2 separate regions of the Mus musculus genome follow, and region 1 is linked to region 2. The links are chromatin contacts, found by Hi-C or POLR2A ChIA-PET in ENCODE. All regions are on one chromosome and are shown on one strand. Each heading gives the region's core, a stretch centred on a gene start or an enhancer-like site at or near the end of the contact. The rest is flanking DNA. Distances are from core to core; before and after follow the strand shown. Region 1 holds the start of Smc5 (structural maintenance of chromosomes 5). Region 2 holds the start of 2410080I02Rik (a long non-coding RNA gene).

The links. Hi-C counts contacts between places; a loop is a spot of excess contacts on that map. ChIA-PET counts read pairs that join two places held with the same protein, here RNA polymerase II (POLR2A).
Region 1: a loop to region 2 is called in a map of v-Abl transformed pro-B cells, with 2.2 times the contacts of the local background. The contact joins the promoter of Smc5 here to the promoter of 2410080I02Rik in region 2. A Hi-C loop is called at or near these places in 2 of 37 maps with a recorded cell type or tissue (both v-Abl transformed pro-B cells). POLR2A ChIA-PET finds 5 or more read pairs at or near these places in 3 of 5 experiments (Patski and embryonic stem cell).

The regions. Positions count from the first base shown.
Region 1 is chr19:23,269,548-23,275,174 of GRCm38, forward strand. Smc5 (structural maintenance of chromosomes 5) reads right to left here and starts at 4,350. Exons shown (of 25, transcript NM_001252684.1): 1 at 4,087-4,350. The coding sequence starts at 4,271. It overlaps Gm33950 (a long non-coding RNA gene), which reads left to right and starts at 4,361. Exons shown (of 2, transcript XR_386613.2): 1 at 4,361-4,458; 2 at 4,677-4,812.
Region 2 is chr19:23,131,176-23,137,188 of GRCm38, forward strand. 2410080I02Rik (a long non-coding RNA gene) reads left to right here and starts at 3,323. Exons shown (of 2, transcript XR_386610.3): 1 at 3,323-3,779; 2 at 4,184-5,936.

The DNA.
Region 1 (5,627 bases), core at 3,100-5,599, 140 kb after region 2:
TCATTAAATCAATAGCTTCATTTTATCATCAATTAAAATTTTTTTTCAAAAAGGGCCTTGACAAGAATCCACGACAGACTAGTTCTGATAATCCCCGTTTCTCTAGGAGAAGGCAAGGATGCATAAGCAGAGAGAGCTGTAACCCTTGTACACACCATGGCATCCTCCCTGCACAGTTAGTCCATAGCTACAGGAATTAAATAATTTATATTCAGGCCCTATAAGTTTTATATATCTGCTTCTAAATCTGCTGCTTCTGTGAGCTCTTAATTTAAGTGATTTTTTTAATTCTACATATTTTTTAAGATTAATTTTAGTTTTTTTATTTACTTATTTATGTTTTTCGAGACAAGGTTTCTGTGTAGCCCTGGCTATCCTGGAAACTTACTCTGTAGACCAGGCTGGCCTTGGATGCAGAGATCCGCCCACCTCTGCCTCATAAGGACAAGGACTAACGGAGCAAGATGTCTGTCTTTATTACTTATTTTTAATCTGTATTTAATTCTCATTACTTATCAAGGCAGCTTTGGCAAGATATGAAGTAAGCTATAACCTAGACATTTCTCTAGCTTGCCTTTCAAAATCCTTAATTAGAATCCATAAATATCCCTTCTCTAGGTTTTTAGTGCTTAGGTATACCTAACTAATCTCTAAGTATAAATGCCAGAGTGCTACTAATATGCTAAATATATAAATAATTTAACAAAGCATACCAACTTTAACATTTAAAACGTTAAAAAGCCAGGTGGCAACAAAAATATGCATGTGACAAAGAACTACATGGATACACATGGAAATCTAGTATCACTTGTTAAAAAAAGAGGTGGTGCTGGAGAGATGAGTCCACTGATGAGAGCTTTATCCTCTTCCAGAGGCTTCAAGTTTGGTTCCCAGAACCAACATAGTACAGCTAACAACCACTTGTAACTGGAGCCCCAAGCCATATGATGTCCACTCCTGGTTTTATATATGTGTGTGCATGCATGTGTGTGTACACCTGTACACACACACACCTTAAAAGGCTTTGTAGCCGGGCGTGGTGGCGCACGCCTTTAGTCCCAGCACTCGGGAGGCAGAGGCAGGCGGATTTCTGAGTTCCAGGCCAGCCTGGTCTACAAAGTGAGCTCCAGGACAGCCAGGGCTATACAGAGAAACCCTGTCTCGGAAAACCAAAAAAAAAAAAAAAAAAAAAAAGGCTTTGTAACTCAGCCCTAGTTTCAACTTTTTCCTATCTCCTTTTTCTATCTCTACTCAGAACTCTAAATTCTATTATATATTTCTTCTAGTTTCCTGACTAATCTGTGCTTCCTTTAGCTTATAACTCTCCCTCTACTCTCAACCTATCTGACTTAATTTGCTCACAGCAACCTCCTGTCCTATCTCTAGTCCATCTGAATTCTCTAAGCTTAGCTAGCCCCCCTACTTGCTTGGGACTCACTTCTCTCAGACTCGTTCTGTGACAACTTGGTTGTCAACCTAAATACATCTAGAATTAATTAAAACCCAAGCAGCTGGGTAGACCTGTGAGGGATTTTTTTCTTAAACCACTTGAAGTGGGAAGACCCACTTTTCATCCAGATCTTCTGAGGTGTGAAGATCCACCTTTACTCCGGGCCACACTTTCTGCTGGAAGCCTCTATAAAGGACACAGAGGGAAGCTTGTTCTCTTTGCCTGCTGGCTTCCCCTCTTGCTCTCAGTGACAAGTCCATTTCTTCATTGGCATCAAGAGCCTACCTCTGGGATTCTGAAGACCAGCAGAGACATCCAGTGTCATGGACAAAGTAAGAATAACTACTGGCTTCTTAGAGCCACTGTCAATGGTAGACAGCCTTTGTTGGACAAGCTGAACCAAAGCCTGTAAGCCATTCTAATAAGAAGCCTTTCTGTATATGGATATAGATGTATTCTATAAGTTCTGTTCCTCTAGAAAATCTGAATATACCCCCCCAAATCTAAAATCTTATATTATTAAAATAAACAAAACCATACCCAACTCTGCATTTTTCACCTACTTTTTTTCTTTTTGCTGTTTTGGTCCAAGCTTTTCTTCCTTGGTCTAAAAAGTTTTCTTTTGTACTACTTGATCAAAGGGAAAACATTTTTCCAATTGCTCAATGTAGGAGGCTTCGGTCTCATTACGAGTTCAATGGAGCAGTTACTTCAAGGATTATTTTAACTAAGCCTCTCTGACGAGTCCCCCGTGAGTCTCAGCTCACCTTCCAGTACAGGAGATCTCTGCGCTCATCTTCTCTCATTCTTACAATAAAGACTTTTTTTTTCAATTTTTTATTAGATATTTTCTTCATTAACATTTCAAATGCCATCCTGAAAGTCCCCTATACCCTTTCCTTCCCCGCCCTGATCCTCTACCCACTCACTCCCACTTCTTGGCCCTGGTGTTCCCCTATACTGGGACATATAAAGTTTGCAATACCAAGGGGCCTCTTTTCCCAATGATGGCTGACTAGGCCATCTTCTGCTACATATGCAGCTAGAGACACGAGCTCTGGGGGTTACTGGTTAGTTCATATTGTTGTTCCACCTATAGGGTTGCAGACCCCTTCAGTTCCTCAATAAACACTTTTTAATTCCTCCAATTTATATTTTCCTTTTTGTAATTTCAAAGATTTCTGTAACATCAATAGCCACCTATACACAGGACTCCCAAGCCTGTGACTTATTCTTTTCTCTCTGAGCTCGTCGAGGCCTTTAGAAACTCCATGCATACATCTCTCTTAGCTATCCCACAGGAAAGTTCAAGACAGAGGCGCTCAACTGCATTCATCATTTATTCTCCGTCCACTCCACCCCCCCACTACTCTCTCTTGAATAACCAGATTGGTTAGCCAGAGCCAGACTTGGGAAGAACTAGGACACACTCCTCCACTCTCAGGCCTCACAATCTATAGGCAGATCTTATCAAATAACCCTTTCAGCTCTGCATTCTTGCTTTCTTACTTTAAATATTCTTGCTTGCTATCTGGCACCCTTTCAAAATCACAGGTTCCCGACCGCCTGCCTGCAGGATGATGCTGGAGTTCTTTAGTATAGTAACAGACAAGCCGGAACAATCGTTTCCAACCTCTATTCACCTATGTTCTTACATTCTACCTAAGGTCACTCACGAAACATTACAAACTGGCTTTCAGGCAGTTCCTTCTTTGGGTAATCGTCTTCCCTCCTTTTCTACTTTAGTATCTTCTTCACAAAGCTCTGATGGTTGGGGATGGACTTAGCCTTTTCAGTCTGTGCCTCCCATGAAATCCTGGGTAGATAAGTTACAGCAGATAACCTCATGCTGAGTACAGTTACCTTTCCTGATCAGGATTCAAATTAGCAATTTTGCTATTAGAATCTATACAGACCGGGGCAAAAAAACAATAGCCATGAGTTTATGTCATCAACAAAGACAGGTAGAAACGCAGCGATGTGTAAATAAAACAAACGAACACCTGATACACAACTGCTTGAAAAAAAAATGGTATTGTTATTAAGGGTCTATAAATTATGCAAGCCTACATTTAAGAAAAAATACCTCGAAAAGATAACTCTAAGATGATAAACAGATAATGATATTTCTGGTAACATTTAGAATCTACTCAACTAGTTGGGGTCGGGGCAAGGAAGAAAGGAGGATTGGACGGGGCAAGAATCTGCAAGGAGGTACAAAAACTGGGAACACGATTTTTAATTTCTTTGGTACACTCTAATCTCCAATCAACAACCATTACCATGTCATCTGCCCATTCTGGAAATCGTGTACACTTTTTAAAATTTGCCACTCTGCTGTAACTGTCGAGTTTTGTGAAGTGCACAGGTCCGTGGTAGATCGAGATTCGCAGATTAACAAACTAGAGACCCGGCCCCTTCGTATCTACTGCCTAGAGCCGACGCCTTCCAAAACCACTGGGTGGATAAAAACATCAGGCCACACGCCTACTACAGCCAACACGGCCAGTCTTCGTGGCCTAGGCAGGGAATGCCTCAGGGTTAGCCTGGCACAGGTTCCCCACCGCCGGGCACAGCCCACCGCCCCGGGCCTGCGGGCCGCTTGCTCCCGCCCAGCGCGGCCTGCCGCCACTCACAAGAAGTTCTCCATGGCGATGCGGACGATTGAGCCCTCGACGAAGGTCCCGGACGGCCGCGGCAGCGTCGGCAACGGGTTCGAGTTCTTTCTCTTGCTCGGGACCTCGGAGGAAGCATCTCTCGGGAGAGACCGCTTGGAAACCTGGGGGTTGGGGGGAGCAGCCTTCCCGCTCGGAGTCGCCATCCTGGCTTCCTCCGCGTCCCGCAGCGGCTTCCGTTCCCGGCGAGCCGCAGCCCAGGAGCCTCCGCGCCCGGCTCCCGCGCTAACTGACCCCGCCTGACCCCGCCCCCGCGGCCCCGATGCGCTTGCGCGGTTCCGCCCCGCAAACCCGAGGCCACGCCCCGACCAACGCTCCCCGGTGGCCTCAGAGGTGCGATGTGTGTGTGTGTGTGTCTGTGTGTGTGTGTGTGTGTGTATGTGTCTCTGTGTGTGTCTCTGTGTGTGTCTCTGTGTGTTTCTCGTGTGTGTGTGTGTGTGTGTGTGTGTGTGTGTGTGTGTGTGTGTGTGTGTGTGTGTGTGTGTGTTACTACTTTGCAACGGTCCCTCCCAGAACTCCAGGCTTCATCTGTCTTATGTTCTACATTGCAGTTTCCTTCCCTGGTGCTCAAATGAACTCCAAAGAAAAGATGCCTGTTGACTGTGCCTGTTGTTGGAAGCATGGCACTAACAACCATCTGATGCTCTCAAGATTGTGAAGAGTGTATTAATTACTTGCCCACTCACACTTCCTAGTCCTTTTATTGTATAATTTATTTATTTTTATTTTATGTGCATTGATGTTTTGCCTGCATGTATGTATGTCTGTGTGAGGGTGTCAGATCTCGGAGTTACAGACAGTGGAACCCAGGTCCTCTAGAATAGCAGTCCGTTCTCTTAACCACTGGGCCATCATGCTATCTCCCAGCACATACATTTATTTATTTATTTGAGACAGACTCTTTATATAGCTCTAGATGGACTACTACTCACTAGAGAGCCCAGGCTGGTCTTGAACTTTTACTACTTCTGCTTCCTTAGTGCAGCCACCAGTTCCAGTGCAGCCACCAGATGGCCTCTCCCTTCAGGGTTTCTTTTTTCTTTTCTTTCTTTCTTTTATTTAATTAAGCATTTCACTTATTTACAACCCAAATGTTGTCTCTCTCCCCCCCCCAGAGTTCTTCCCCCCCCCCCCCATCGCTCCTCCTCTTTGACTCTGAGAGGGTGCCTCTCCCTTGGTATCCCCCCTCCCTGGGGCATCCAGTCTCTGCAGGACTAAGCACATCCTCTTCCACTAAGGCCAGACAAGGCTGCTCTCTGCTACATATGTGCTGGTGGCCTTGGACCAGCCCATGTATGTTCTTTGGTTGGTGGCTTATTCTCTGGGAGCTCCTAGGGGTTCAGGTTAGTTGATATTGTTGGTCTACCTATGGGGTTACCATCCCCTTCGCTTTCTTCAATCCTTCCTTTAAATCTTCCATAGGGGTCCTTTCAGGGTCTTTAAATTCCCTGCTTCTTTAGGAATGGCTCTACCTCCCTGTGCCCATGTTCATCTCATTAGCC
Region 2 (6,013 bases), core at 2,073-4,572:
CCACACCTCTTAATAGTGCCACTCACTCATATAGGCCAAGTATTCAAACTCATTAATTTATGGATGCTATTCCTATTCAAACCATCACAATCACTATAACAAAATAAAGCAGACTGCTTTAAAAAGAAAGGCATGTTTTGGCTCATGGTTCTAGTGATACAAGTCCTAGGAAGGCAGTGCTAGTATTGAAGGCATAGAGCTTCACCTGGCAAGGGACAAGGGTACTAGAATCTGCCAAGAACTGTCCTCTGGGCCAAACAACTGCTCTTTGGGGAGTTCAGCTATACCCCCTTGCCAAAAGTTTATCCCAGTTGTATTGGGTGTTTACCTCCTCACGTAGAGAGGTAGGAAGGGCTGGGAGACCCTCACATGAGTATCCAACACTCTCTACTATCTCTTGTATGCAACTCTTCCTAAATCGCATGTGATCTCAGGGCTGGGCTAGAGTAGAGAGGCTGAGAAAAACATGAGGAGGGAGCTTAATCTACATGGCTCCCATCCTTGCTGGGTAAAGGTTTTCCTGGTGTGACCTGTTGGAGAGGGAAGAGCTCTGAAGCCCCTGTAAGAATCTACTTACTTCTGCTTTATAAGGAAGCCCAATACCCTTCTTTGGTGTATTTAGAGTGAAGTCAGGCAGAAGCCTGTCTTGGTTTGTCAGGGTCTTAGAAGGGAACCTGTAGGTAGACAAGCGTGGCTTCTAGGGACTGACCTATTGTCCTCTGGCTCCTTCAGCAAGCACAAAGCATAAGGAAAGCTCTGAAAAGGGACATGAACCTCGAACTCCCAGATTAAATGATATTCTCATGTGTGACCAATTTATCGATCTTGGCATATTCTACCATCTCACAATGGGGATTAAACTTCAATACATGAAACCTTGGGATCAAACAATATCCTACCCATTGCAATAGACAATGGGGAGGCACCCTGGGGAGGCATCCTGGTGCCCTGTGTGAAATGCAAATGGGTCTCTAAGGGACAGAAGTGTGGGCAGCACCTGAACAGAAAGACAGCAAGGCAGGGCAGTAGGTGGAAGGTGAGGTGTTTTGTCAAATTTGCCTTTCTTTTCTCAGTGAAATAAGCAGCAGGGGTTTTGGCTCAGAGTGTGTTTGGAACCAGGAGGGTGTCTGAGGACAGAAGGTGCAATCTAGTTATTTCAGAGTGTGGGAAAGGAAAGTCCCTGGGGATATGCAAAGGGACAGTGTTGTGAGCCCACTAGAGACCATAAATTTAGAGTGGTAACAGTTGGCCTCGATATTTTAGTCCAGCATGGCAGGTTGGAGAGAAACTGCGTCTTGCCAGGAAGTTCCAGGAACCAGGTGAGGGGTGCATGCATAGAGACTATGATGTCACAGCTAGGTAGGAGGGACGTAAGAACAAGATTGAGCATTGAAAAAGGAGATTGGAGGCCACAACCAAGTTGAAGAATTGTTCTGAAAGAAGTGTTAGTTGGTGTCTTAGTCAGGGTTTCTATTCCTTCACAAAACATCATGACCAAGAAGCCAGTTGGGGAGGAAAGGGTTTATTCAGCTTACACTTCCACATTGCTGTTCATCACCAAAGGAAGTCAGGACTGGAACTCAAGTAGGTCAAGAAGCAGGGGCCTATGCAGAGGCCATAGAGGAATGTTACTTACTGGCTTGCTTCCCCCTGCTTTCTTAGCTTGCTCTCTTATAGAACCCAAGACTACCAGTCCAGGAATGGCACCACCCACAAGGGGCTAGGCCCCTCCCCCTCTGATCACTAATGGAGAAAATGCCTTACAGCTGGATCTCATGGAGGCATTTCCTCAAGGGAGGTTCCTTTCTCTGTGATAACTCCAGCCTGTGTCAAGTTGACACACAAAACCAGCCAGTACGGCTGGGAAGTACGGTGCAAGGCTAAGAGTTCAGAAATGGAGGTAGTTTCTGGTGTTGCAAAGGTCTAGGGTACCCAAATAACAATGGAGTGTTTCAGGGTTGAGAATCTCAGATGGGCAATTTGCCTACCTGAATGCTAACCCCACTAACAGTGTTAACAGCTGGGAGGGAAGGCTGTTAAGTGTGTGGGACTTTCAGAGCATGAAGGTGAGCGAAAGTCAGAAGACTTTCACAAGGCGCCGGGTGGAGCTAGCTTAGCCTGGGGGCAAGGTCTAAAGCTGCAGAGGGAGGGAAAGGAAGAGGCAACTCACAGCGAACAACACTAATGCTAACAGGTGCTAAATTCCACTCCAGAGGCCTCATAAACTTCGTCCTCTCCTTGGGGGGCTAAGAGGCCACCCAGGGTAAAGGATTTATTCAGGGTCCTGGGCTGGGAAGGAAACGAGAAACAACCAGACCTTTTATTTCCCTTTCTCTGTTTCCTAAATGCCAACAGTGTTTTGGATATTTAAAAGGACACTTAAAATGCCCTTGTTGTTTCTGCCTTTGAACGACCAGTGCCGCTCAAGGACAGGGCGGTGGTAACCATGGCAGTGAGCAGAGGGTGGTGAAGAGGTGGTTTTTAAAATGGGGTGAACCTCAGACAGGCGGCAAACAGAGCTGGAACCTCTTGTCTTCCTTGGGGCCCTTTGTTCATTCAGCTTAACTGTAAGGAAAAGCTGAATTCTTCCCTGCAGGGAGGCAAGCTTAAAAAGAGAAGGGTTTGCCTCTCTCGAGGTGTGTCCCTGGGAATAGATTTCGGGGGGTGGGGGAGCACTAGGAAAATTTGGGGCAGCTGGCACAAACAGGGCACAAACAGGACAGTCTGGGATGGCAAAGAAACTAGCTGTCTTGCCTCCTGGGTACAGAGTTCTTAGGACCTGTCAGCTGTCTCGCCACCTCTCCCCAGACAGGTGGCCGCTCATGGGGGTGGCCTAGTATTCCAGCCAAAAAGGCTGCCAGGCCCAGCCTTTGCAGGAAGGTTTGGGGTGGGGGGAAGGGTAGAGGAGACAAGAGAAGGAGAGAGCTGACGCACTGCTGGATTAGGAGCTTTAAGAGCCTTCCCTTCCAGGACGAAGACGCGCCCCAAGCGGTCACAGGGCAGGGCAGGGCAGGGCAGGGTAGAACAGGGCAAACTGGAGGAGGCACATGGGCGCAGGAAAAGTCCCATGACTGCAGTGTTTTGCGGCAGGTTTCCCAGCTGCTGTAGGCAGAAGGGAGGCAGTCCCGGGTGATGGGCGAAGGGAGGGAGAGGGAAGAAGAGGGAAGTAAACAGGAGACCACGGAGAGAGCCAGTTCCCGGTGTTCAGAGAACACCAGCCGCCTCCGGTCCCGGTGGGTGGCTGTATGTGTGGAAATGAAACAGGGAGTGGGAGGGAGAGTGAAGAACAAGCATACACTTTTTTTTTTTTTTTTTTTTTTTGCCTGTCATCCACTCACCTCGTCTTCCCGACCCTGCAGCCCACGTCCCTACTGGGGTAGGGGTGGCAGGAGGTGGGAAGGAGATTGCTCGCCAGGCACCCACCCCTAAGTACAAGCAACTGTCGCTGAATCAGAACTGTCTCAGCCGCCTGTCACCTGCGCTCGCTCGGGAGGGGCACATGGCATCAGACTTGGGACTTGCGACGAGAGGGGGTGGAGGACCCAGCAACGGGCCAGAGCGTGGGGTGTCTCCGGGAACTGGGAAAAGCTGGGAGTGACTATCTCCAAACATCTAGGGGGACATCGGGGAGAATGGGTGGGACTAGGGGCTTAAGGGGACTTGGAAGCAGGGGGAGGGGATGACAGAGGGCGGGAGTGTCCTGCAGTGGGAAGCACCGGGGAACGGCGCCGGGGCTGAGGGGCGGCTGCTGCTGCCGCCAGTGCGCGGGGTTATGCGAGGTAACCGAGAGCCTGGAGGAGGAGGGAGGCGGCGTGGGCCGCGGGCCGGGGTGTCTGGCGCTCGTTGGACAAAGAGATGATGAAACGTGAGCGCTATATTTACCAAGGGGGTGGAGACGGGTGGGAGGGGGGTAAAAAGGACAAACTGTTCCACAACAACCACAGGAAACACAGCCCTTCTGACTCACCCAGAGGGCCGCGCCGACCCCAGCGCAGCCTTAGCCTCGAGGCAGAACCATACTCGGGGGGCGCCAGCACCCGGCCGAACCCTGGTGCTCTGGCTGGGGATGCATAGGCTTATAAATGAAAGGGACACCGGGTCGAAATACTGCTTGAGTGTGTGCATAGCTTTTGTGGGGTAGGGGAGGGCAAGGAACGACATTAATTTTTTTTTTCTTTTTAAGCCGGGTGGCTGGGTCATCGTAGGAAAGATGTGGCTGCAGTCGTGGAAAGCACGATTCCTGCAAAGTCATCTCCACTCGCACAGCCTGGCCGGCCAGCCCGCCCCGCCCAGGGACAGCAACACCAGCCACCCCACCTCTCTTTTCCTCCCCCACCCCCGCGCCTTGCACGCAGGGCCCAGAGTTGGGGTGCGGTATGGACTATGTTTAGAAGCTGATGTCATCGCGACACCCTACTCTGCAGTCTTCCCAGAGGGACCGCAGGGCAGGTTTTCCTGATCTTCGAGGATGTGGGGGTGGAAAGTGGCCTGCCTTCTCAGCACACCTCACACCCATGGTACCTCAGGGATTAAAAAAAAAAGAAAGAAAGAAACATCGCTAGAGTTACGAAACAGGGAGGCGCGCTCACGTGGAGCGTGCGAGCCCAGTGGCTAGCGCCCCAGGGGCCAGCAACCCTCCCTCGTGGCTCCACCTCCACCTCAGGTGTGGGGGGGCTAATGTCAAGGTTAGCTCACGTGGGCGCGGGCGCCCGGAGCTCCTTGCACGAGTTTGGGGCGGATTCCTCGTCCCCCAATCTAGGGCAGTTTGTTCAACTGCAGCAAAGAGAGCTTGATGTTCCAGCAGGGAAGGGATTTCTGAGAACTGGGACTGTCCTCAAATGAACCTGCCTCCTCCGGCTGCTGCGGCGGCGGCCGCCTGCGGAAGACTTTTTAAAAGGGCGATGCCAGGCCCAGACGCTCGGCGCGCAAGTGGCTGAACCGCCCGCCACTCTGCGGCCGGAGCCGAGCACCCGCCCCGAGCGCCACGCGGGGCTGCTCTGAGCTCAGGGGGCTGCCGGCTAAACTTATCCTCCTGCATATGCATGAACGGATGGCCTTTCCGCTCCGCAATGGAGAGGCCTGGGGTTTTGCGGTAGGCTGCTTAGTGGAGCAAGAGTAAAGTAGGGCGTCGTGGAAGTTTTCGCGCCGGAGCTCCCCGCCCCCTCCAGACACTGGGTGTTAACTCAACCTGGCTACAATCGGTTCGCCAGATCCGGCTTTATCGGATTGTTTCAAATCCAGGGACGTCGCTCTAGTGAAGAGCCCACCCCTTCATTCCTGTCTCTATTCTTCCTAAACTCACCACCTTTCAGCAAAACGAACACAGCTTTCCCCAGTAGGCCCTTTATGTGCTCTGGGTGAGATTCCCTAAAGCTGCTGAGCTCAGGCCGGGAAAGGGCGAGGTGAGGATCTATCCCAATGTGAGGTCTGACACGTGATCCTCTACCCCCAGCGGGCCATCTGTTCTTTTTCCTTCCCGCCGGGAGGCTGGCAACTTTGTCTGGGCAAGGTCCACGCCTCTCAGCAGGAAAATACCGAGAAAAGCCAGAATCGGCAGAAACCTGTATCTACAGCATGTGACTTTAAGCTGAACTTCGGGCCTAGAGCTGGGACCATACTTGGCCATCTGTGTTTTAAACTAAGTGCCAGGTGATTAGCCCCACCCAACAAGATGGGGGAAGCCCTGCTTCGGGCTCAGTCTAACTCTGTCTCCAGAAGAGGGGCCCAAGAATCGGCAGCGTTAGCCTGGAAACACCTTACCGGGGTTTACCTAGGAAAAAGAACAGATTCTAAGCCTCTAGGCCACTTCCTACAGAGCCGTGTAAGAAGGGGGTGGGGGTGAAATTATGAATTAGGAAAAAAATGGCATGCTAATTTTAGCTTTTGGGAGGTGGCGGCAGGGAGTTGGAGGCTAGCCTAGGCTCTGTTTTTTGAAATAATTTTGAGGGGAAAAAAAGCATTCTCGTTAAGTACTGGCTTTAAGGTTCCCGAACCTTCACCGTAAGGTGACACA